6 separate regions of the Homo sapiens genome follow, and regions 1, 2, 4, 5 and 6 are each linked to region 3. The links are chromatin loops, found by intact Hi-C in ENCODE. Cell type or tissue: heart right ventricle. All regions are shown on one strand. Region 1 overlaps MACF1 (microtubule actin crosslinking factor 1). Region 2 overlaps MACF1 (microtubule actin crosslinking factor 1). Region 3 has its middle 26 kb from the start of PABPC4-AS1. Region 4 overlaps MACF1 (microtubule actin crosslinking factor 1). Region 5 overlaps MACF1 (microtubule actin crosslinking factor 1). Region 6 has its middle 76 kb from the start of NDUFS5.

What was found. Hi-C counts contacts between places; a loop is a spot of excess contacts. Peaks named below come from ENCODE experiments on the same cell type or tissue, not always from the same donor. Only the 100,000 strongest peaks of a DNase experiment are listed, where the experiment ranks them.
Region 1: a loop joins it to region 3, with 2.1 times the contacts of the local background. A loop is called at or near these places in 29 of 110 quality-filtered maps.
Region 2: it touches region 3 in a loop (2.1-fold over the local background); 3 of 110 quality-filtered maps call a loop at or near these places.
Region 4: a loop joins it to region 3, with 2.4 times the contacts of the local background. A loop is called at or near these places in 28 of 110 quality-filtered maps.
Region 5: it touches region 3 in a loop (2.5-fold over the local background); 9 of 110 quality-filtered maps call a loop at or near these places.
Region 6: a loop joins it to region 3, with 2.3 times the contacts of the local background. A loop is called at or near these places in 69 of 110 quality-filtered maps.

What each region holds. Positions count from the first base shown.
Region 1 is chr1:39,482,952-39,486,951 of GRCh38, forward strand. It overlaps MACF1 (microtubule actin crosslinking factor 1), which reads left to right. Exons shown (of 101, transcript NM_001394062.1): 100 at 1,650-1,779; 101 at 2,587-4,000. The coding sequence ends at 2,843. Among named protein-coding and RNA genes, the nearest start is that of BMP8A, 6.7 kb to the right of the region's middle. In heart right ventricle, no CTCF peak of the experiment used is centred here; no DNase peak of the experiment used is centred here; H3K27ac peaks cover 1,211 bases.
Region 2 is chr1:39,313,229-39,317,228 of GRCh38, forward strand. It overlaps MACF1 (microtubule actin crosslinking factor 1), which reads left to right. Exons shown (of 101, transcript NM_001394062.1): 27 at 2,285-2,463; 28 at 3,163-3,301; 29 at 3,986-4,000. Among named protein-coding and RNA genes, the nearest start is that of MACF1, 110 kb to the left of the region's middle. In heart right ventricle, no CTCF peak of the experiment used is centred here; no DNase peak of the experiment used is centred here; H3K27ac peaks cover 493 bases.
Region 3 is chr1:39,537,214-39,541,213 of GRCh38, forward strand. It overlaps the pseudogene PPIEL. Among named protein-coding and RNA genes, the nearest start is that of PABPC4-AS1, 26 kb to the right of the region's middle. In heart right ventricle, CTCF peaks have their summits at 2,176 (motif pointing left) and 2,377; DNase peaks (open chromatin) are centred at 2,118 and 3,678; H3K27ac peaks cover 1,702 bases.
Region 4 is chr1:39,472,659-39,476,658 of GRCh38, forward strand. All of the region lies in intron 97 of MACF1 (microtubule actin crosslinking factor 1), which reads left to right. Among named protein-coding and RNA genes, the nearest start is that of BMP8A, 17 kb to the right of the region's middle. In heart right ventricle, no CTCF peak of the experiment used is centred here; DNase peaks (open chromatin) are centred at 2,351 and 3,067; H3K27ac peaks cover 1,414 bases.
Region 5 is chr1:39,353,150-39,357,149 of GRCh38, forward strand. MACF1 (microtubule actin crosslinking factor 1) reads left to right here. Exons shown (of 101, transcript NM_001394062.1): 44 at 1-82. Among named protein-coding and RNA genes, the nearest start is that of BMP8A, 140 kb to the right of the region's middle. In heart right ventricle, no CTCF peak of the experiment used is centred here; no DNase peak of the experiment used is centred here.
Region 6 is chr1:39,100,536-39,104,535 of GRCh38, forward strand. It overlaps a transcript of MACF1 not described here. Among named protein-coding and RNA genes, the nearest start is that of NDUFS5, 76 kb to the left of the region's middle. RefSeq lists enhancers at 2,167-2,216, 2,237-2,346, 2,460-3,015. In heart right ventricle, CTCF peaks have their summits at 2,170 and 2,370; a DNase peak (open chromatin) is centred at 2,336; H3K4me3 peaks cover 454 bases; H3K27ac peaks cover 2,180 bases.

The DNA of each region.
Region 1 (4,000 bases), 54 kb before region 3:
AAAAATACAAAAATAAGCCAGCCACTAGGGAGGCTGAGGTGGGAGGATTGCTTGAGCCTGGGAGGTCGAGGCTGCAATGAGCCATGAAGTATGCCACTGTGCTCCAGTCTGGGTGATGGAGCAAGACTCTGTCTCAAAAAAAAAAAAAAAAAAAAAAAAAACACCCACACATTTAAAATACTCTTTTTCCTCCAGTTAAGCCTACTATCTAAAAAACCAAAAAAAATCACTCAAATAGGAAACATAGCACCTATTGGTAGCAGTGATAATAATATGTAGCTCTTTTCCAGTTTGGGAAATGCTTCTATTCATCATTTATTCATGCAAGTTTTTATTGAGTTCCTCTTCTGTGCTGTGCAGAACACAGGAAGCAGGGGAGAGAATAGAAGTGTACAAGCAGTGTTCTGAGTAGTGAGACAAGACCTCTCTACTAAGGTCATCCTTTCAATAGAGCCCCTGCAGGGAATGAGGGGGTGAGCCACACGTGTATCTGGGGTAGGCTTGGGGTGTGGTGATTGTGCAACAACAGTCCAGGCAAAATGAACAGCAAGGGGACAAGACTGGTGGACCCTCACTGGGCCATTGGTGGAACAGCAAGGAAGCTAGTGTGGCTGGGATGGACTGATGAGGAGTGTGGTAGAAATGAAGTCAAAGAGGCAGGATTTAATCCCTGATTTCCCAAGAGAGAAGCAAAGACACAGGTGTTAATTTCAATCAGTCCTGGAACCCAGACTCAAACCCAGGTCTCCTGGTTCTTCATGCACAGACTTGTTCCTGATGTCTCAGTCCCACAGTCGTGTGCTTCTCATAGTTTATTTGATCCACAAGTTAAGTAATTTTATCTGCATTTTACCAGTAAGGATAATGACTAAAAGATCTTACTAAAGTTACTGCACCTACTTAGTGTTAAGAGATTGGGGCCAGGTGCGGTGGCTCACACCTGTAATCCTAGCACTTTGGGAGGCTGAGGTGGGCAGATCACAAGGTCAGGAGATCGAGACCATCCTGGCTAACACGGTGAAACCCCGTCTCCACTAAAAAATACAAAAAAATTAGCTGGACGTGGTGGCGGGTGCCTGTAGTCCCAGCTACTTCGGAGGCTGAGGCAGGAGAATGGTGTGAACCCAGGAGGCAGAGCTTGCGGTGATCCGAGATTGCACCACTGCACTCCAGCCTGGGTGACAGAGCGAGACTCCGTCTCAAAAAAATAAAATAAAAAAAGATTGGAGTAATACTTGAATCTCCATATCAAATAGGTGGGCTAAAACTCATTTCAAATTTTTAACCCCAAAATCTTGATACCTAGTATTATTTGAATTTCTTTTTCCTTTACTCATTCACCATAATTGTTTGTTGTAACTATTGTATTCTTACTGAGGATTTTTTTTTTTTCATTTCTAGGGGAAATTAGTAAAACAAAAGGTATTTGAAGACATTTTGAAATTTTTATTTGGAACATAAAACTTTGATTTTGGGAATTATCAAAATATATGACCTAGGATACTTTAAGAGAAATCTTTGTTTTCCTGGACTTTTAATTTGCTTTTCAACTAAGCAAATATAAGGAGGTGTAAGGAGACCTTTTAAAGTTGAATTTCTGGCAAAGATTTTACCAAGTAAAATGTGACCTTTTTATTATTTTTTTTAAGGTTATCCCATCATCAGGTAGCAAGTTGAAACGACCAACACCAACTTTTCATTCTAGTCGGACATCCCTTGCTGGTGATACCAGCAATAGTTCTTCCCCGGCCTCCACAGGTGCCAAAACTAATCGGGCAGGTAAGTACCTGCCCCGTGACCTACAAGCCAGGCTGAGAATTTGGAAACAACAGCCTATGTGGAATGTTTCACTGCTCCCAAGGAGCGGGTAATGAGAGTGGCACTTAGTGTGATGCCCAGAAAGACAGACCTGCAGATGCTCAAGTGACCTTTACTTTTTCTGTCATTACAGCTAGCTTTAAGCTTTCCTTCTGAGATGAGATGCTTCCACAGCCAAAGCTGGGCCATGCGTTCTCATCAGAAATGATCACATTTGAGAGAATGTAAAAGGAAATGTGGGTCTTCCTCAGACACCAGTCCAGTGTTGGGATGAGCAGCTTGCTAGTAATTTTTCCAACACGTCATACTTACTATGGCTGCTGTTGAACCAAGAAAGGCAGGGGAAGATCACATCTGTTCTCCTGCTACTGTTCCTCATGGGAACCTAGGAATCTTCCTTCATTTCCTGGCTGGCTGCTTCCCCTCATTTTGCCTCTATCCATCCTGCCCATGGATTAGCCCGGCTGGCAGGCTCACCCACCTGTGCTGAGGTGGTTGAGCAACCTTGCTTGCCTCCACTTTGGGGCCATGGAAGGTGACAGTGCTGCTGATAGAGTGGCTTTCTAATCCCCAGGAGGCAGCTTCTCAAGTAGAATCACAAAGCCAGAAAAGGCTTCAGCAACTTCTGTATGGATGAGGAAACTGGGGTGCAGAAAGGCTGTGAGATTTGCTTAAGATCACACAGGATCAGAACCCTAGCTTCTGCTCACTTGTTCTTCCACCCCATGCCATCTCTATTAAGTCTGCTGTTTTATTCTTGAATTCCAGACCCTAAAAAGTCTGCCAGTCGCCCTGGGAGTCGGGCTGGGAGTCGAGCCGGGAGTCGAGCCAGCAGCCGGCGAGGAAGTGACGCTTCTGACTTTGACCTCTTAGAGACGCAGTCTGCTTGTTCCGACACTTCAGAAAGCAGCGCTGCAGGGGGCCAAGGCAACTCCAGGAGAGGGCTAAACAAACCTTCCAAAATCCCAACCATGTCTAAGAAGACCACCACTGCCTCCCCCAGGACTCCAGGTCCCAAGCGATAACACTGTCTAAGCACCCCCAAGCCACTATCCACTTTGAATCCTGCTCCATACATTGGGTGTATATTTATTCTGAACGGGAGAAGTTATATTGTTAAAAGTGTAAAAGAATAATTGTGTTATGAAGCTGCCTTATTTTTTTTCTTTTTGTAAGTTACTATTTTCATGTGAATATTTATGTAGATAAAATTTGCCTCCTGGTAACCCTGTAATGGATGGGGCCCAGAAATGAAATATTTGAGAAAAACAAGTGAAAAGGTCAAGATACAAATGTGTATTAAAAAAAAAAAAGCCTATTAATAGGGTTTCTGCGCGGTGCAGGGTTGTAAACCTGCTTTATCTTTTAGGATTATTCCTAAATGCATCTTCTTTATAAACTTGACTTGCTATCTCAGCAAGATAAATTATATTAAAAAAATAAGAATCCTGCAGTGTTTAAGGAACTCTTTTTTTGTAAATCACGGACACCTCAATTAGCAAGAACTGAGGGGAGGGCTTTTTCCATTGTTTAATGTTTTGTGATTTTTAGCTAAAGAGAGGGAACCTCATCTAAGTAACATTTGCACATGATACAGCAAAAGGAGTTCATTGCAATACTGTCTTTGGATATTGTTTCAGTACTGGGTGTTTAAAGGACAAATAGCTGCTAGAATTCAGGGGTAAATGTAAGTGTTCAGAAAACGTCAGAACATTTGGGGTTTTAAACTGATTTGTTGCTCCCTATCCAGCCTAGACACCAGTAACTCTTGTGTTCACCAGGACCCAGACCCTTGGCAAGGGATAGGCTCGTTGGTGACATTGTGAATTTCAGATTTGTTTTATCCACTTTTTTTGCTATTTATTTAAATGGTCGATCAACTTCCCACAAACTGAGGAATGAATTCCACGAGCCTGTTCTGAAAATGTGGACGTAAGACAAACACGTGCTCGTCCTTTAATGGAGTTCACCAGCACACTTGTTAACCAGTCCTGTTTGCTTTCGTCTTTTTTTGTGCGTAATAAAGTCAACTGACCAAGTGACCATGAAAAGGGGCTGTCTGGGGCTCCTGTTTTTTAGCTGCTGTTCTTCAGCTCCGACCATGTTGCTGTGTGATTATCTCAATTGGTTTTAATTGAGGCAGAAACTGAAGCTCTACCAATGAACTGTTTAGAAACAAGAC
Region 2 (4,000 bases), 220 kb before region 3:
GTGTGTCATATAAGGATACATATGACATTACTGGTGATGTTAATTTTCATCTCTGGTTCCTATTTTCCCTTTGTAATTACTGAGTATCCTATGGGGAGGTACTGGAGACAATGTAAATATCCTATTTTTCATCAAATTTTCACCAACTAGTTTTAGCATCCATTGTTAATTCTTGACTGAATCACTTCTTAGTATCATAGTTGCCAAAAGCTGCTTTTCTAATTCTGTCGTTCCTTCTACATAAAAAACATGTACATTCTATGGAAAAGGAAAAACCAGGCCTTCTTTCCTTTTCTGTAGTTTGTCTTCCTTCTCTCCCTCCCTCCCTTTTTTTTTCTTCCCTCCTTCCCTTGCTTTCTTCTTTCATTATTTATTTATGTCAATATATACTCATGGATTCTTATTTTATTCAATGGTGTGTAATTTGTTACTGTCATTGTTTTCATTGTTTTGATGCTCAAAATTTCCCAAAGTTAGCCAATGGAAGCCCCTTCAAGCTGGCTTTTTTGTCCTTTTAACATGTCCCCATCATTTTTTGAGTTATTTCCTTCTTTCTCTTTTTTTTAAATAGAGATGAGGTCTCACTATATTACCCAGGCTGGTCTCCAACTCCTGGCTTCCAGCAGTCCTCCTGCCTCAGCCTCCCAAAAGTGCTGGGATTACAGGCATGGGTCATGATGCCCATTGAAGTTCTTTCTTTTTGACAAAATAAGATCTTCCAGGTTCATCTTGCTTTTTCCAGTCTCAACCCTGGAAATCAACTGTTTCTCCAAGGAGTTCTGATTCTTTTGGGCAGAGAATATTATTTAGAAACTAAGATCTGGGTACCAAATGTATTCATTGTTGTTGGAGTATTATTGCTTATAGGCCCACTTAGCAGACAGAGCTAGAAAACATAGGCCGGGTGTGGTGGCTCACGCCTATAATCCCAGCACTTTGGGAGGCCAAGGCAGGTGGATCACCTGAGGTCAGGAGTTGGAGACCAGCCTGGCCAACATGGTAAAACCTCGTCTCTACTAATAATACAAAAATTAGCCAGGCATGGTGGCGTGTGCCTGTAATCCTAGCTACTTGGGAGGCTGAAGCAGGAGAATCATTTGTACCCGGGAGGCGGAGGTTGCAGTGAGCTGAGATCGTGCCATTGCACTCCACCCTGGGCAACAAGAGCGAAACTCTGTCTCAAGAAAAAAAAAAGAAAACATATATTTACAAATATATATATGCATACACACACACACACGTGTTACATATACACACATATACATGTACGTAAGTTTACAGATATAGATCAATATATTTATTGATCTCTCAATTTCTCTTTCTCTCTCTCTCTCTCTCTCTCACACACACACACACACACACACACACACACACACACACAAATTCATATGTATTTGTCTCCCCATCCAGTTCCCAACCCATAGCACAGGGATTATTCTAGCCTCTTTCCATATTTTTAACCCCCTTCCCCAAGAGAGAAAAACCTGCTTTATGTTATCCACAGTATATTTACTTATTGTTCAGTCCTAGCATTTACAGATAGTAGTTTCAGAATTGTTAACTCACTGCAGTAAACAAACCTACCAAACTAGAGTTTAACATTTATTTATAGTTCCTTATGTCTTTAGCCTAAAGGTATATCTATAGTTCGAATACTGAGTTCAGAAATTGCTTGTGTGTGTTCTTACCCTTTCTTCCCCTTCAGTGTGATTATGTTATTTATCTGAAATACAGTTAGGCTTATATATTTCTGTTGTGTTCCATTTGAGAGCCACCCTTAAATTTTCCTTATTTATTTCTTTACAAGAATGTAAAACATTAACATGGTTCTAAAAGTCAAATCTATACAAAAAGAAGTGTATTCCCCTCTAGCTAGTCCTTTTATCCCCTTTGCCTTCCTTCGATCCTTTCAATTCCATCCTTTTCATCTCATTAGTTTCTGGTTATCCTTTCTGTCTGTCTCTTTGTATAAACATATACACATATATTTTCTCATTTTCCCTTCTTTTATATACAAAATATAACATGCTATAGATACTCTGTTGACTTTGCTTTTTCTGCTTAAAAATATATCCTAAAACCACTTAATTCACAGAAATCTTTCTCATTTCATTTACAGCTGCATAATTCTCCATCGTATGTCTGCTTCATAGTTTATTCAACCAGCCTCCTATATATGGGCATTTAGGTGGTTTCCAATATTTAGCTATTACAAATGTGGACTTCTTTCTACCTTTTTTGTTCAATTCTGTCTCCCTCTTTATGTGTGTCTTGTTCCTGGCAGCACACCCAGGAGGATTTACAGCAATTGAGGTCAGACTTGGATGCAGTTTCTATGAAATGTGACAGCTTTCTCCATCAGTCTCCATCTAGTTCAAGTGTCCCAACTCTGCGCTCAGAACTGAATCTGCTGGTGGAGAAGATGGACCATGTCTATGGTCTCTCTACTGTATATCTGAATAAGTGAGTGAGCTGAGGTTTTGGGTCCAAGAGCAATATTTTCCATTGGGATAAGAAAGAGAAAGGCTTAAAGTATTTCATGAATAATACAGAGAGATTATAGATCCTGAAGAGCATATACTGATAATGAGAGGTCTTGGCTTCAGTTCCTAGTAACATTAAGTAGGTTCATTTGGACTGCAGTGAAGAAGTGCCAGTGATATGAAAGGGGAATTAATTTGCAGTGTTGGGACTATGATTTACCTCACTTCTGTTTGATTAAATATTTCTGAAAATAATACTTAATGGCATAAAGACAAAGGAAGAGACACTAAAGAATAAAAAGAAAAGTTTTTAGTTACACTAGGTATTAGACTTTGAAGGTCTTCCCTCTTCCCACCCATCTCTACCTATGACCTTGAAGAGTAGCGCATCTTAAACTCTTCATAGTGTAAAATGGGTTTCTGGCTTCATGCCTTTCTTCCATGAGTCCACCACATGTATGCATGTTCCAATGCCACTTAGAACTTTATTTTGAATTGGCTTAAATTGGCAGCATAAAAACCACATTTACTTGTTTTCACAAAACCCTGTCAACATCTAAAAATGGTGACATTGATTTTGGTTATTATGTTTTATGAACCTCTCTATAGCACTCCAGGTATATAACCCTGGCTCCTAAAATTCATGTGTTAATGAAGGAATGTGTATTTGTCCCCACAGGTTAAAGACAGTTGATGTTATAGTACGTAGCATACAGGATGCTGAACTCTTGGTCAAAGGTTATGAGATTAAGCTGAGTCAAGAAGAAGTAGTACTGGCAGATCTCTCAGCTCTGGAGGCCCATTGGTCGACATTACGGGTGAGTTGCTCTGAGTTTCTTAGGAGGTTGACCTAACATATTCATTGCTTTGGGTTAGCAGAGAAATGCAATTTTGGATGGCATGACACTGATTTAAATTTGCATTTGAATAAGGCAGAATGTCATTAAATATATTTTAATATGTATTCAAAGAAGAAGGGACTGAGAAGTATGTCTAGCTAGAAAGGGAAGAGAAAGGACTAGGTTTTTCTATTTATTTTTTCCCTTTTCACCTTAATAAAATCATGGATTAATTGGATACAGTCAGTGGTTGTGCCATAAGTTTATAAATCACTTAGCTGTTATCTAATTTGATTCTCACAAGCCACTCTGTGAGGTGGACAAGAAGAGATTTTTCTCTCCATTTACAGATGAGAAAACCAACACTTACTCTGGCTAAATGACTTATTTTGGTTTCATATGTTATAAGTGGTGAAGCCAGGTTTCAAACACAAGTTCTATGCACATTTCTCTATAGAGTACTGCCTGTCCTTGGCATCCCAGTGTGTATCAGGAAAGCAGAGACCATGACATGTGGAGGCAGTCCTGGCACAAACATTCCAGGGCACAATCACATATACAATGTGGAAATAGCTGTAGACCGTGTCCTTGTTTCCCACCTTAGACTGACTCCTTTTTAGCATGGAAAGTATACAACCTGTTTCTGTACTTATGTTTCCACAGCACTGGCTTAGTGAT
Region 3 (4,000 bases):
TCTGAAGGAGGTGATGTCTGAGTTCAGTCTAAAAGGCCTGGGGCCAGGCACCGTGGCTCACGCCTGTAATCCCAGCACTTTGGCAGGCCAAGGCAGGAGGATCACTTGAGTCCAGGAATACAAGACCAGCCTGGGCAACAGAGAAAAATCCCATCTCTACAAAAAATTTAAAACTAGCCAGGTGTGGTGGCATGTATCTATAAGTCCCAGCTACTTGGGAGGCTGAGGCAGGAGGATTGCTTGAGCCCAGGAGGTTGAGGCTGCAAGTGAGCCAAGATCATGTCACAGCACTCCAGCTTGGGAGACAGAGCAAGACTCTGCCTCAACAACAACAAAACAAACAAATAAAAAGCCTGGGTTTGCCAGGGGACTAGGGGGCGTAGGATAAGGAGCTACATCTCGTTGTGGCAATAAGAAACCCCCCTCTTCATGGCTGGGCCTCTAGACTGGGTACGCCCTTCATATGAGGACCATGTCCTATTCTACTCTTTTTGTTTGTTTTTTGAGACATGATCTCACTCTGTCATCCAGGCTGGAGTGCTGTGGCCCAATCATAGCTCACTGCAGCCTCAACCTCCCAGGCTCAAGCGATTCTCCCACCTCAGCCTCTCGAGTAGCTGTGACCAGGCACACACCACCATGCCCAGCTAATTTTGTAATTTTTGTAGAGACAGGGTTTTGCCATGTTGCCCAGGCTGGTGTCAAACTCCAGGGCTCAAGCAATCTGCCTGCCTAAGCCTAAAGTGCTGGGATTACAGGCACGAACCACCGCACCTGGCCCCATTCCACTCGATTCCCAGAGTCAATCAGGGAGCCTGGCACATAAAAAAGCAGCCTGTCAATAGCTTTTTTTTTGAGACGGAGTATTGCTCTGTCGCCCAGGCTGGAGTGCAGTGGCGTGATCTTGGCTCACTGTAACCTCTGCCTCCTGGGTTCAAGTAATTCTCCTGCCTCAGCCTCCCAAGTAGCTGAGACTACAGGCACCCGCCACCACGCCTGGCTAATTTTTTTGTATTTTTAGTAGGGACGGAGTTTCACCATGTTGGCCAGGCTGGTTTCTAACTCCTGACCTCAGGTGATCTGCCGGCCTCGGCCTCCCAAAGTGCTGGGATAATAGGCATGAGCCACCACGCACAACCAATAGCTTTTTAAAATAAATATTCAAATATTTATTGCATGCTTGCTGTGTGCCAGACACCGTTCCAGAATACAATGGTGAACAAGAAAGCCTAAGTCCTGCCCTCACGAGGCTGACATGGGAGAAAGGGAGACAGAAAATAAATAAGTAAAATAATAAATGTATAACACAATTTCAGGTAATAAGCGTAAGAAGAAAACTGAAGCTGATTAAAAAGAAGAGTGAGGTGGCAGGAAAGCCTGTTTTAGGGAGAGGTCAGGGTAGGCCTCTCAGCCAAGGGGACACATGGGTGGCATCTGAAGGAAGTGGGTGTGAACCATCTGGACAGTGGAGGAAGAACATTCCATGAGAGAAAAGGGCATGTGCAAAGGCCCTGAGGCAGGAGTGAGCTCAGCATGTCTGAGGAACAGCGAGACTGCCTATGGATGCAGAGGGCGAGGGGCAGCACATCCTAGGGGCACAGAGAGGTGCCAGGACCCAAGGTGGGTTAACCCTGTAGGACAGCGTCCCCACGCACAGCGCAGGATGGGTCAGCAGGAGGATGATGTGATCAGATTTATGATTAAAAACAATCACTCTGACTGCCAAGTGAAGATCAGACTATGAGGGTGAAGAAGCCAGGCTGGAAACAGGACTTGGTGGTCGTGGGGGAAGGGTGAAGAGTAGCTGGGCCAGGAGATGACCTGAAGTCAGATAGATGTGGCCTGCAGGTGATGCAGGAGTCCATGATGACGCCTAAGTTTCTGACCAAGCAGCTAAGTGGATGGTGGAGTCATTTACTGAAACAGGGAAAAGGGGGAGGAAGGGTGTGGGGGAGAAGGCCAAGGCCACATTTTGGACATGTGAAGTGTGAGATGCTCGTGGGATATCCAGCAAAGGTGAAAGGTAGGTGGTTGGACAGGAGTCTGGAGCTCAGGGAGCCATCAGCATGGTGACCCATGTGGACAAGCTTAACTCGGTGATTTCACTGAAAGTCCTGGGACTGGGCGGCGTGATTGCCCAGGGCATGGGTTCTCAGTGGTATCATACTGCCCCCTAGGGGCTACCAGAAACTGCAGTCTATTTTTGGTGGTCAGTAATACGGTGCTACTGGCATTGGAAGGAAGGGATCAGGGAGGGACTCTAGATGTCCTGCAGTCTCCTACGTAATGGAGAGTTACTCTAAATCCTGGACTTTCAAAAGCCCTGAATAACATTCATGTAGATAAGAAAAATCTATTTATAATGATCTGAGCCTACACCCTAACTCCATGTTCCATATAAATCCAAAGAATTATTTTTTTGTATCAAATTTTTCCAGAAATCAACCCATCCTGTCACTTTTCATTTCTTTTTGCTCAGAATTTTACCAAGAGATTTTTACTATTTCAAAACATCATGTTACTTTGATTCTGCCAAAACAACACACCTGAATCAGTCCACACTACTAAGTGCAGCTCTAGGCAGAAGTACACATGTTCAAGTACTTCATACATGTAGTTGCTTCCAAGCATTTGAATACTGAAATGCATATTATGTTATTACAAATTGTTTTCCTTTAATTTCCCTTTATATTACAACTATGAAATAATACTGTGGGGTTTTTCGTTTGAGACAGAGTCTCACTCTGTCACCCAGGCTGGAGTCCAAATGGTGCAATCTTGGCTCATTGCAACCTCTGCCTCCCCAGCTCAAGCCATCCTCCTACCTCAGCCTCCTGAGAAGCTGGGACTATAGGTGTTCACCAAGATGCCTGGCTGGTTTTTGTATTTTTTGTAGAGATGGGGTCTTGCCATGTTGCCCAGGCTGGTCTCAAACTCCTGGGCTCAAGCAATCCTCCCACCTCGGCCTCCCAAAGTGCTGGGATTATAGGCGTGAGCCACTGCACCCAGCCAATACCGTGTTTTTAATTAGGCATTCACTGGAAGGGTGCAGAGCTGTGACTTCCATCTCAGCACACTAGAGCATGAGCTGTAAGAGGCAGGTGCTAGGGTAAAAGGGTGAGAACTATTGAGGTAAAGAGTGAATACAGATACAGAAAAGCCATGGTGAGCACTGGGTCCCTCCAAAAATTTAGAGACTAGGAGGAGGAAGAGACAAGGGAAGAGACTGAGGGAAGACACCATGGGGCAAAAGGTAGGAGAAGAGGGAGGCCACCATTGTCACAGGAAGGCAAGCAGGCCAGGCAGGAGAGAATGATGCAGGCAGGGGAGTAGATCTGGCTGCAGGAAGACTAAATAGTTCTCTTCTGATTGTTTCTATAAATAAGCGACACCATCAGCTGAGAGGGAGAGTGTATGAAGCAATGCTGGAGGGCTGAGGAGTGAAGAAAAGGCGTGTTTTCCAGTCAGACGATGGATGACAAGTACCTCCAGCAATCTGGGAGGACCACTGGGCATTGCTCAAGGTGCCCTTAAGACCTGAGCTCCTCAACTCAAGAGGGACCAGATAGCTCAGGGCTGTGCTTTTCTCTAGCACACAGAGTTCTGCACTACGTAAGAAGGAGCACGAGAGAGGCAGCGGGATCCTTGGCAAGAGGAAGGAGAGTGCATGCAGCGACGGCGCGTGAGATGTGAGTGAGGCAACAGGGCAGTGTGGTGTGGGTGGATGGGCAGCGCATCTATGAGTCTAGGACACGTGCCAACCATGAAAAGCCCCAAAAGGATGACGTGCTGTCACATGAGGAAATCTGAATATGCACTGCAGTTGAGAGAATAGTATTGTAGCAGTGTTTGTTTTCTGATTTTGAGAACTATGTCCTGGTAACATTAAAAATACCCTGTTTCTTATGAAATACATGCTGAAGTATTTAGTGGTAGAGGAACATGAACTCTCCAACTTACTTTCAAATGGCTCTAAAAAAATACGCACTGTCTATAAAAA
Region 4 (4,000 bases), 65 kb before region 3:
TAATATTAGCTAGGCATGGCTTGGGATAAATTAATTATTCATTGGTCTCTTGACCGAGATGAGAGCACCAGAAATGTGGGAATTTTACTATTGTGAGCTTAAGAGCATAAGGACCAAGAAGATGGAAATTACAGAGAGAGGAAGGAAAATAAAAGGGAGAAGACAAGCCTCTAAAGCCCCAATTAAAGTAAGCCATTATTTTTCACTTGAGTTTAGACCTTCTTAATGAGGCCTCATGGAAGCGTGCAGGAGCTAGCTAACCACTGTTTACAGTCTCAGATTGCCTTAATGCCTATGTTGCGTGTCTTTGGCATGGCTGTAGTAACCTGGAAGGATGACGTTAGAGAATTGTTCACACGTCTTTGCATCTCTGGCCAGTGAAATACTATCCCAAGAGGTGACCATTGGCTGGAGATTTCCTTATGAAAACAGAGACTGTCTCATTATGTTTATTTGTTTCGTTATGACGTGTAAGCGTACCCTGAGAAAATTATGAACTGTATTTTCCCAGCATCCTGCATGCACCCAGCTAGGAAAGCAAGTGAGACACCCTTTGGGCCCTCAGCAGTCATTTAATGAGGCGTTACAATGTACCTACCTCATGGTGGCCTCTGGGGCTAACAGGGTCATGATATAGGAGATCAGCATAGGATCCTGTGATAGAATTAAACAGGTCCTCAGATCACAAAATGCAAAGGTTGCTGTTAACATGGGATAATCTTCCTTCTTGTAGTATCTTTCTTATGGAAAGCTATTCTATCTGCTCTTTTAAATTGCTTTAATATTCTATATATAGTAGGTGTTGGCAGTCACAAATTTAACTTTGTGGTTTCAGTCATGAAAATTCATGGATTTGCATTTGTTTCTGCTGTGCAAGAGAGCCGGTCACACAGCGAGAGAGTGAGCCCCACTGGCCACTGACTCCTCACTTTAACACAGCTTGGTGCTTCTGTTCTTCATCCCCGTGAAATAATGAGCACTTCTCAATGGAAGCACTTAGTGAGTTCATGAAGGTTGCGAGATCCATTCCTTGAAACTGTTGAGAGACTTGTTTTCAGAGGCTATTTCAGAGAAACAGAGGCTACTCTGTTTCACACATACTTACTGAAACCCTAAATGCAAGCCTCGCACTGGGATCCAAAGGTAAATTAAGATGATGGTCCCTGCCTGCAGAAGCTCTCAGCCTAGTGCAGGGAACAAACATGTGAATACATGCCCTTCTATTTGGTAAAATGAATGGTTGAGAGAGCAAGAGGGGAAGAGATGACTCTGCCCATGAAGATGGAGAAGGTATCAGGAAAAGGACATAATTGGGCTGGGCATAGTGGCTCACGTGTACAATCCCAACACTTTGGGAGGCCTAGTAGGGAAGATCACTTCAGGCCAAGAATTTAAGACCAGCCTGGGCAACATAGCAAGACCCCATCTCTGTTTTAAAATAAAATACAGGCCGGGTGCAGCAGCTCATGCCTGTAATCCCAGCACTTTGGGAGGCCGAGGCGGGCAGATCATGAGGTCAGGAGTTCAAGACCAGCCGGGCCAATATGGTGAAACGCTGTTTCTACTGAAAATATAAAAAAATTAGCCGGGCATGGTGGCATGACCCTGTTGTCCCAGCTACTCGAGAGGCTGAGGCAGGAGAATCGCTTGAACCCAGGAGGCAGAGGTTGCAGTGAGCCGAGACTATGCCACTGCACTCCGTCCTAGGCAATAGAGGGAGACTCTGTCGCAAAAAATAATAATAAATAAATATATGGCCAGGCACAGTGGCTCACACCTGTAATCCTAGCACTCTGGGAGGCTGAGCCGGGCGGATCACCCGAGGTCAGGAGTTCAAGACCAGCCTGGCCCACATGGTGAAACCCTGTCTCTACTAAAAATACAAAAATTAACGGCCTGGTGGTGTACACATGTAACCCCAGCTACTCGAGAGACTGAGGCAGCAGAATCACTTGAACCGGGGAAGCGGAGGTTGTGGTGAGCTGAGATTGTGCCACTGCACTCCAGCCTGGGCAACAGAACAAGACTCCATCTCAAAAAATAACTAAATAAAAATAAATGTTTGTGTGTGTGTATAAGTGTATGTGTGTATATACTGCGCTCCAGCCTCAGCGACAGAGTGAGACTGTATCTCAAGAAAAAAGGTTTTGAAAAAGGAAAAGGAGGTGTTGCTTCAGCCACATCTTAAAGGAGGTAACACTTGACCAGAAGGAAAAGGGATCTGGATGTTCTTGGTACAGAAACCACAAGTTCATATGAACAGAAGTGTCAACAGCTGAAAAAGTAAGGGGACAAGTAGTCCCATGGGACTGCAGCCAAATGTACAAGGTTAGCGACCAGATAAGACTCTGGACGGGTCAGCAGGAGGGGCCAGGTGATGGATGCCAGACCACTGGGTCCTGGGTACTTACCACATTGTGCTTCCTAGTCCCCAAGATGTGGTCCTCAAAAAAACGAAAAGTCACGGTCAAATGAATTTGGGAGATGCCAAGTTAAAGCTCTCCCAAGCAGGGAAATATAGAGGACCAAACCCCTTTTGTAGGAAAACCCTAGAAAACCTCACTTGGGGAATTCTGCTATAAGCAGTGAAACACCATGGAAGGATTCTGAGCTGTTGACAACAGATTTTCATTTAGAAATTCATTCTGCAAAATACAAAAATTAGCCAGGCAAGGTGGTACATGCCTGTAGTCCCAGCTACTTGGGAGGCTGAAGTCAGGGGATCACTTGAGCCTGGGAGGTCAAGGCTACAGTGAGCCATGTTTGTGTCACTGCACTCCAGCCTGGGTGACAAAGTGAGACCCTGTCTCAAAAAAAAAAAAAAAAATGCATTCTGCAGAATGAGAAAATGAGTGAGGGCTGGGTGGGTGGTGAGATGAGAAACAAGGAGACCAGTAGGAAGGCTGCTACAGTTACCCAGTGGGGAGGAGGTGCTCCATGAAACACCTGAGTACAAGGGGGCATGCACAGGCTCAGGGATTCAAGAGGCATTTGAAGGTAGAATCAATAGACTGAACTGCCCTTGGGAGGGAGAGACCTACGTTGGTGCCAGGGTTTTGGTTCCTGACTCTGGTCATGCCTAATCAGTTGCTGGATATAACTTCTGGCATCCAGCAGGAAGGCCTGCCCTACTAATATATTTGGAGTTGGGTGTGACTATAATGGTAGCACTGAAGCCTCAGTGGATGAGCTCATCACCAGGTCAAGTCTAAGGGGAGAACAGGACTGTGGACAGACCCAGCAGACATCCATGTTTTAGAAGTGGGCAGGGAGGAGTGGTCAGCAAGGGAGCAGGCGTCCTTGAAGCCAGGGGAGGACAGGGTTTCAAAAACAAGAGAGCAGTGTGTAGTAACCCTCCACATGCAAGTTACAACAGCAGAGAGATGTTTTTACCTAACAAATTGTCAGACTTTTTTCCTGTATGTACTCATGCTCATAGCACAATAATTGGCCAGAATGAAGTAAATTTAATATACTCATATTATTTTGGAGAGTGTATGCTAGTAAAACATTTTGGAATCAGCTGGCATCTATCAACCTTGACACATGGTTGACATTCATCAGTTGATGTTTTTACCTTAGGTATGCATCCTTTCTCCCCAGAAAATCTACATGTAGATATTTATCCTAGGCTGGGCGCGGTGGCTCATGCCTGTAATCCCAGCACTTTGGGAGGCCGAGGCGGGCAGATCACGAGGTCAGGAGATGGAGACCATCCTGGCTAACATGGTGAAACCCCATCTCTACTAAAAATACGAAAAATTAGCCAAGCGTGGTGGCCACGCGCCTGCAGTCCCAGCTACCCAGGAGGCTGAGGCAGAAGAATCACTTGAACCCAGGAGGCGGAGGTTACAGTGAGCCAAGATTGGGCCACTGCACTCCAGCCTGGGCAACAGAACAAGACTCTGTCTCAAAAAAAAAAAAGAAAGAAAGAAATTTATCCTAAGGAAATATCGTGGATACATGCAAAATGTTTTACAAATTGTCACAGCATTGGCTA
Region 5 (4,000 bases), 180 kb before region 3:
AGGAGCCTTGGACACCACTGATGGTTACATGGGGGTGAATCAAGCCCCAGAGAAACTGGACAAGCAATGTGAGATGATGAAGGTAAGGGTGTTAGCTTATCCTCACTATGCTAGAGAAATCTCTCCTGCCCTGAGCAAGTAACCACAATCACCTTGCCCCTAAATCCAGTGAGCACTTCTCAGTTTGTATCTTCTTTGATGTCTCAGCAGCTTTGACACTGTTGGCCACTCCTCTTGAAATACTTTCTCCCTTGGTTTCCATAATACTACTCTGCCCTGACCATCTTTCTTACTTTCCTCTGGCCAGGTTTTCAAATACTGATGTTTCCAGGTGTATCCTAGGCCCTCTTTTTATCTTTCAGAACATACTTTCCTTGGGCAGTCTCATCTACTCACAACACTGTAATTGCCATTTGCACTAATGAATTCTGTGTATGCATTTCCTTCCAGCCCTGATTTCTGTCCCGAGCTTCAAAACGGTATATAAATCTGTCTGCCTATTTGCAACTTGGGCCCATAAGCACATCAGCCTGAAAATGGAACTCCTATTTCCTATGATACTCCTCCCACAATTAAACATTCTCTTTCCTTTATTCCCACTTCATTGTCTGAACTGGACATCATCCTAGATTCCATTCTCTCTCTCACTCTCCTATGTCAAATCAGTCATCAAATCTTATGGTAATTATATTTCTTTCAAAGTCAGCTATACTTCTTCATCTTTATTGAGATATTATTGTAGTTTAGAACCACTGTCTGCTTTCACTGTTATTATTATAGTAGCTTCTACTGGTCTTCTTGCCTCTTGGTTTTTACCTTCCAGTCCATTCTCCTTACTACTAAGGAATCTTTCTAAAATGCCATATCCTTGCTTAGCCCTTTTTATGGTTCCCTGTTGCCCTCAAGATTACCTGGTTAACTCTCCTCTCAGCCCCTACCCACTGGGATCTAGTCTACTTATTTGGCCTTATCTGTCACCTTCCTTTATACTTGAGCATCTGCTTATATTGATTCCTTTCAGTTTATTGGCTAAACTGTGCTCTCACTTTCCTCTGGGCCTTTACATGCTCTTGGAACTTACTTGCTTCTCCATTGCATAAAGTAACGGAGGGGGCCCAGCTATTTGTTAATTTTTACTCATTCTTCAGATCTCAGCTTAGAGTTCACTTCCTCTAGGAAGCCCTTAATTCACCACCACTCACCAAAGTTAGGGTATATATTCCCCCATATGCTCTTCTTTCTTTTCTTTTATTTATTTATTTATTTATTTTTTGAGACAGAGTCTTGCTCTGTTACCCAGGCTGGAGTGCAGTGGCACGATCCCAGCTCACCGCAACCTCCATCTCCTGGAGTCAAGCAATTCTCATGCATCAGCCTCCCAAGTAGCTAAGATTACAGGCATGTGCCACCATGCCTAGCTAAGTTTTGTATTTTTAGTAGAGATGGGGTTTCACTATGTTGGCCAGACTGGTCTCAAACTCCTGACCTCGGGTGATTTGCTCACCTCCCAAAGTGTTGGGATTACAGGTGCCCAGCCTATAAGTTCCTCTTATACCCTTTCCTACTTTGTAGCATTTCTCATTCGATATTGTTTTGTTGTCTGTATTGCCCTCTAGATGCTAGGCTTGAAAACGCACACTGTTTCTTACAGGCTGCCTGTTCTGTAACAAAACAAAACAAAAAAGCAGAAGTCACTTCTTACTGTTTATTTCTACTCATTTATTTATTCATTTAGTAATTACTGAATAGCTGCCATATGCCAGGAATTAGAAATAAGCCAGTGAGCCAACCAAGTAAACCATCTTCAAGGGCATCAACTGGCATATACAGGCACATTCTATTGAATGATTGAAAGAAGATTACATATTTAGGACACTTACAACACATGGATCATATATTTTAGTGGTGACACCTTTATAGAAAAAATATTGGCTTAGCTGGAATACTTGTGTTCAGTGGCCTTTGTGGACCATTGTCATATTTTATATTAATAGGATTTCTGCCTCTTGCATGACGCTTTTCGAAGGTCCATTATACTGTGTCCCCCAAAGCCCTGGTAGTCTTATAAGAGGACAGAGCAAAAATGGTTCTGCTGTCATAGGGCTCCTCTGACACCTTTTGCTGGCAGCAGTCAACCTAATGAAGTGGTATCTCCATTCTAGGAAGGAAACTGCCTTATAGGTAGATGAGTTGGAAGGTGAGAATGAAGGACACCTAGGTGATATACAGACAAGGTTGTAGTACCGCTCCCACTTCACTATCTAATTGAGCAAGATATATTTGTCATTCCAGCTTTCTTTTTTTCTTCTGCTTTTTTTTTTTTTTTTTTTTTTTTTGAGACGGAGTCTCACTCTGTCACCAGGCTGGAGTGCAGTGGCACAATCTCGGCTCACTGCAACCTCTGCCTCCCGGGTTCAAGCCATTCTCCTCCTCAGCTTCCTGAGTAGCTGGGATTACAGGTGCACGCCACCACACCCAGCTAATTTTTGTATTCTTAGTAGAGACGGGGTTTCACCATGTTGGCCAGCATGGTCTCGATCTCTTGGCCTCGTGATCCACCCGCCTTGGCCTCCCAAAGTGCTGGGATTATAGGCGTGAGCCACTGCGCCCAGCTTTTTTTTATTTTTTAAAGACATGAGGCCTCACTTTGCCACCCAGGCTGAAGTGCAGTGGTACGATCATAGCTCACTGTAACAGGTGTGGACTCACCATGCCTCATTAATTTTTTTTTAAGAGACAGTCTTGCTATGTTGTTGCTCAGGCTGGTCTCAAAAACCTAGCTTCAGTGATACTCCTGCATCAGCCTCCTAGTCACTCAGCTTTCTTGAAATGATGTGGGAAGCTGAGGCTATCAGGTTGTTGTTGATACAGGCTAAAACTAGACGATGATCTGTAGTCCTTCTCTAAGTAGTGGCATAAACAGTATAGGTAGTAAGGAACACTGACAACTCCCACTGTCTTCTAGATTCAGGAAGAACATCCCAATATATGTTTCAAAACAAAAACTCACAGCTCTCCTCAAAGAACTCATATTCCATTGGAATAGAAAGAAGGTCTATGTATAAGCACATAGACACAGTACATACAAATAAAAAGTACAAATTACTTATTATTACCCAGAAATACAGTTTAATCTCTAATTATTGAATTAATTTTCCATGGCTTTTCCTAGTAGGGACAGTCTTCATGGACACATGAGTGACATATTTCACAGTTAAGAACTTGCATTTTTTTTTTTTTTGAGATGGAGTCTCAAGTCTGTTGCCAGGCTGGAGTGCAGTGGCAGGGTCTTGGCTCACTGCAATCTCTGCCTCCCAGGTTCAAGCAATTCTCCTGCCTCAGCCTCCCAAGTAGCTGGGATTACAGGCACTTGCCACCATGCCCAGCTAATTTTTGTATTTTCTGTAGAGACAGGGTTTCACCATATTGGCCAGGATGGTCTCAATCTCTTGACCTTGTGATCTGCCAGCCTCGGCCTCCCAAAGTACTGGGATTACAGACATGAGCCACCATGCCTGGCCAAACTTACAATTTTTATATTGTCACATGTATGATTTATTCAGCTACCCTTCCACTAATGTAGATGATTATTAGTTGTCCATTTGTACAGTTTAGCGAAGAGAGTCAGGTTTGAGTTGCAGTTCTGTTCGTTAACAAACTGCATGACCTTAGTCAAGATATATAACGTCTTTTTGGTATTCACTTACTCTTAATATGGGTATTATATTGTCTACCTACATTATAGGTCGTGCCACAAAGCAAATGAGATAATACATGTAAAATCTCTTTGAAAACCATAAAGTCCTATACGTGTCAGTTCAGAGGGGATTAGCATGTGGCATACTGTTTAGAGAGTGACTGATATTGGTGATTTCTGAGCAGTTGGAAAAGTGATCTATTGAGTAGAGGTAGAGACCTCTCCCTACTTCTAGCTTATAGGTAGATGGTCCTTGAAGATTATAAGTACAACTTAAGAGTCAGCATCTAAATTAAAGGGCTA
Region 6 (4,000 bases), 440 kb before region 3:
CTGGTTCACTCATTCATGCATTTAATCAAAAATTTAGGCCGGGTGCGGTGGCTCATGCCTGTAATCCCAGAACTTTGGGAGGCTGAGGTGGGCAGATTACCTGAGGTCAGGAGTTTGAGACTAGCCTGGCCAACAAGGTGAAACCCCATCTCTACGAAAAATACAAAAATTAGCCGGGGGTGGTGGCAGGCGCCTGTAATCCCAGCTACTCGAGAGGCTGAGGCAGGAGAATGGCTTGAACTCAGGAGGTGGAGGTTGCAGTGAGCCCAGACTGCGCCATTGCACTCTAGCCTGGGTGACAGAGTGAGACTCCGTTGCAAATAAATAAATAAATTAAATTAAATTAAATAAAGTAAACAAATATACAAATGCACGCGCGCGTGTGTGTGTGTGTGTATGTATATTTTTAGAGACCAAATTTTGCCATGTTACCCAGGCTGGTCTTGAACTCCTGGGCTCAAGCGATCCTCCTGCCTCGGCCTCCCAAATTGTTGGAATTACAGGTGTGAGCCACCATGCATAGCATTAAAGAAATAGTTGGCCAGGTGCGGTGGCTCACGCCTGTAATCCCAGCACTTTGGGAAGCCGAGGTGGATGGATTACCTGAGGTCAGGACTTCAAGACTAGCCTGGCCAACAAGGTGAAACCCCATCTCTACTAAAAATACAAAAATTAGCTGGGCATGGTGGCAGGCGCCTGTAATCCCAGCTACTTGAGAGGCTGAGGCAGGAGAATCACTTGAACCCAGGAGGTGGAGGTTGCAGTGAGCCGAGATCACACCATTGCACTCCAGCCTGGGTGACAGAGCCAGACTCTGTCTCAAAAAAAAAAAAAATATGTATATATATATATATGTGTGTGTATATGTATATTTTTAGAGACCGAATTTTGCCATGTTGCCCAGGCTGGTCGTGAACTCCTGGGCTCAAGCAATCCTCTGGCCTCGGCCTCCCAAAGTGTTGGGATTACAGGTGTGAGCCACTATGCATAGCATTAAAGAAATAGTTGGCTGGGTGCGGTGGCTCACTCCTGTAATCCCAGCACTTTGGGAGGCCAAGGTGGGTGGTTCACGAGGTCAGGAGATGGAGACCATCCTGGCTAACACAGTGAAACCCTTTCTCTACTAAAAATAAAAAAAATTAGCTGGGCATGGTGGCGGGCGCCTGTAGTCCCACCTACTCGGGAGGCTGAGGCAGGAGAATGGCGTGAACCCGGGAGGTGGAGGTTGCAGTGAGCCGAGATCACGCCACTGCACTCCAGCCTGGGTGGTGACAGAGCGAGACTCCATCTCAAAAAAGAAAGGAAAGAAAGAAAGGGAGGGAGGGAGGGAAAGAAAGAAAAGAGAGAGAGAAAGAAAGAGGCTGGGCGCGGTGGCTCGCGCCTGTAATCCCAGCACTTTGGAAGGCCGATGCGGGCGGATCACGAGGTCAGGAGATCGAGACCATCCTGGCTAACACAGTGAAACCCCGTCTCTACTAAAAATACAAAAAATTAGCCGGGCGAGGTGGCGGGCGCCTGTAGTCCCAGCTACTCGGGAGGCTGAGGCAGGAGAATGGCGTGAACCCCGGGGGGCGGAGCCTGCAGTAAGCCGAGATCGCGCCACTGCACTCCAGCCTGGGCGACAGCGAGACTCCGTCAAAAAAAAAGAAGAAAAAGAAAGAGAGAGAGAGAGAGAGAAAGAGAGAGAGAAAGAAAAGAAAAGAAAGACGAAATAGTTAATGAGTGCCCTATATGTGCCAGATCAGTTGCTAGGTGCTAAGGATCCTGTGGTGAATTAGACGACAAACAGTCTCAGCCCTCAGGGAGCTTACGATTTAGTAAGGATGAGAGACACTGTACCATAACTTCAAGTGTGATGAGTATTACCAAAGGGTAGAGGAGGACCTATTAATTGGAGGCGGGGGGGGGGTCAAGGAAGGCTTTCCCCTGGGGAGTTTCAGCAGAAGCATGGGTAGGAGTGAGCCAGGCCAAAGGAGAGTGATGAAGGGTTATAATCTGGGAGGAAAGTCGGTTGGATGGCCCTGAGGCGAGATAACACATTAGAGGCGCTGAAAGAAATAGAAAGTGGCAGGGCTTTAGGGATAGGGGTATTTGATGAGGCTTTAATTGGGAGGACACCAAGGATAAAGGGCATTAATTTCCTTGTATTACTCTTCTCTTCCACTAGATGCCCTTCCGAGTACATCCTTCTGCTTCCCCCATTGCAGCCTTCTTAGAAATGCAGCAGCAGTCTCACCCATCAGGAGCAAAAGAAAATCAAAGACCAAAAGGAGAAAGCCTCAGAGCTTTTGCGACTGTGTGGTCTGGCTATAAATTTAGACTGTTGCTTGAAAGAAGCGAAAAACCTCCCCTTCATAGACTTCCTTCTTCCCATCCCCCCTGGCAGCCGCTTTGTTCCTCTAGCCTTGTAAAATTTTCTCTGTATAAAACAGGAACATCAGCCAAACATGTGGACTTCCCCACTTTCCATTCATTAGAAGAATGCATTATTTCAAAATCTCCTGGGAGCATTTAAATGCAAATTTTGTCAAGAAAGCAATTTGAGTCTTAGAGAAGCTCTCTAGCCACAACCTAAAGCAGAAGTTTCTTCTTTGATTTGTGTGTTTCTTAAAAGGAATCTCAACCCCTTGCCTTCTCCCTGCAACGCCCCCAGGTCTTCTCTGATTCTCACAGCGGACTCTTCCCCTTTTTGCCCCTGTTCTTTCTTCACCTTTGGCAAGCATCAGTCACACATCTTGAGGAACCTGCTCACAAAGTGGCGCGTGTAGCAGCCCCAGGTGGGAATGGAGGGACTTTTCTATGTAGTGTAATGGACATAAGGAGGCAGATGTCTGTGTGGGGGTGAGATGTCTGTGTGGAGGTGTTTGTATGCGTGATTTCTGTCTGGGCCTTCTTAGGCCTGCTGGTATAAAATAATATGGGAAATGCAGATGACTCAGCACTGACACAGTCAAGATCCCCAGAGTTAGCATTTCTATATTCTCTGCTGTTTACGAAAAATGTGCTTGTGCCATCAATCAGCAACTCATCCTGCATTTTCCGCTAAAAGCCTTTTACTGAAAAATGCATATACTTCAAACTTATTCCCCTTCTTTTTGTAAACTGAGCTCATTAGCAGCTGACACCAAACTGAGAACTAGTTTTGTTTGTTTGTTTGTTTTAGCACGGAGGATTAAACTGGAAGGAAATGAGCATTTGTCTAAGGATCCTCCCTGTCCTCTTTCAGGCCCTTCCCTGCATGATCTTCATGCCCACAACTTGGGCAGGCCAGCAAAACTTGATGGGAAAAGATATGATTAATGACTTGCTCACCTGATTTCTGATCAGGGTGTGGTGTGGAAACAACCAGCATGCACCTATTAGCGAAAAGCGTCATTTGTTTTACTTGTTACCAATGTGCTGAGCATTGACCAAAATACTTGGCACTACTCACAAGGTACAAAGACACCTTCCCTAGCCTGGGGTTAAGAAGTTTCTCCTTCAAACTCTTGAGAATGGGAACTGGAATGGAAGCCCAAGTCCCAATTTTGGTTGCTCAGTGTTGCATGAATTCTTTTTTTACTTGCTAATGTGCCCTTATTGTGAGATCAGCCAGTGTAACTTCTTACCCACAACCACCTCTCCAGACCTCCTGAAAAATCAAGCTAACAGGGGAGGATAACTGCTAAATGGGGGGTGGCGGGCACAACGTGTCACCTACATTGACCAGAGTTCTTCATTCACTGCTCATGGCTCCAGCGCACTCCATGAATATTGGGATTGAATGATACACAACCGAATGTTGGATCAAATGATGTTGGGAGCTCTGTCCTCAAAATGGCCCCTAATAAATCCCTACCCATATTTTCCAGTTTCCTTTCTTTACTCTTTCCTTTCCCCTGATGACAAAGAATAATTGGCTTCCCCTTTTCTTCCCTGACCAGCTATGCTCCAGAGTCCTTTCTTTGTTCCCTAACAGTCCTGGTTCCGTCTCAGGTTCCCACATTTCTCCCTTTTGATC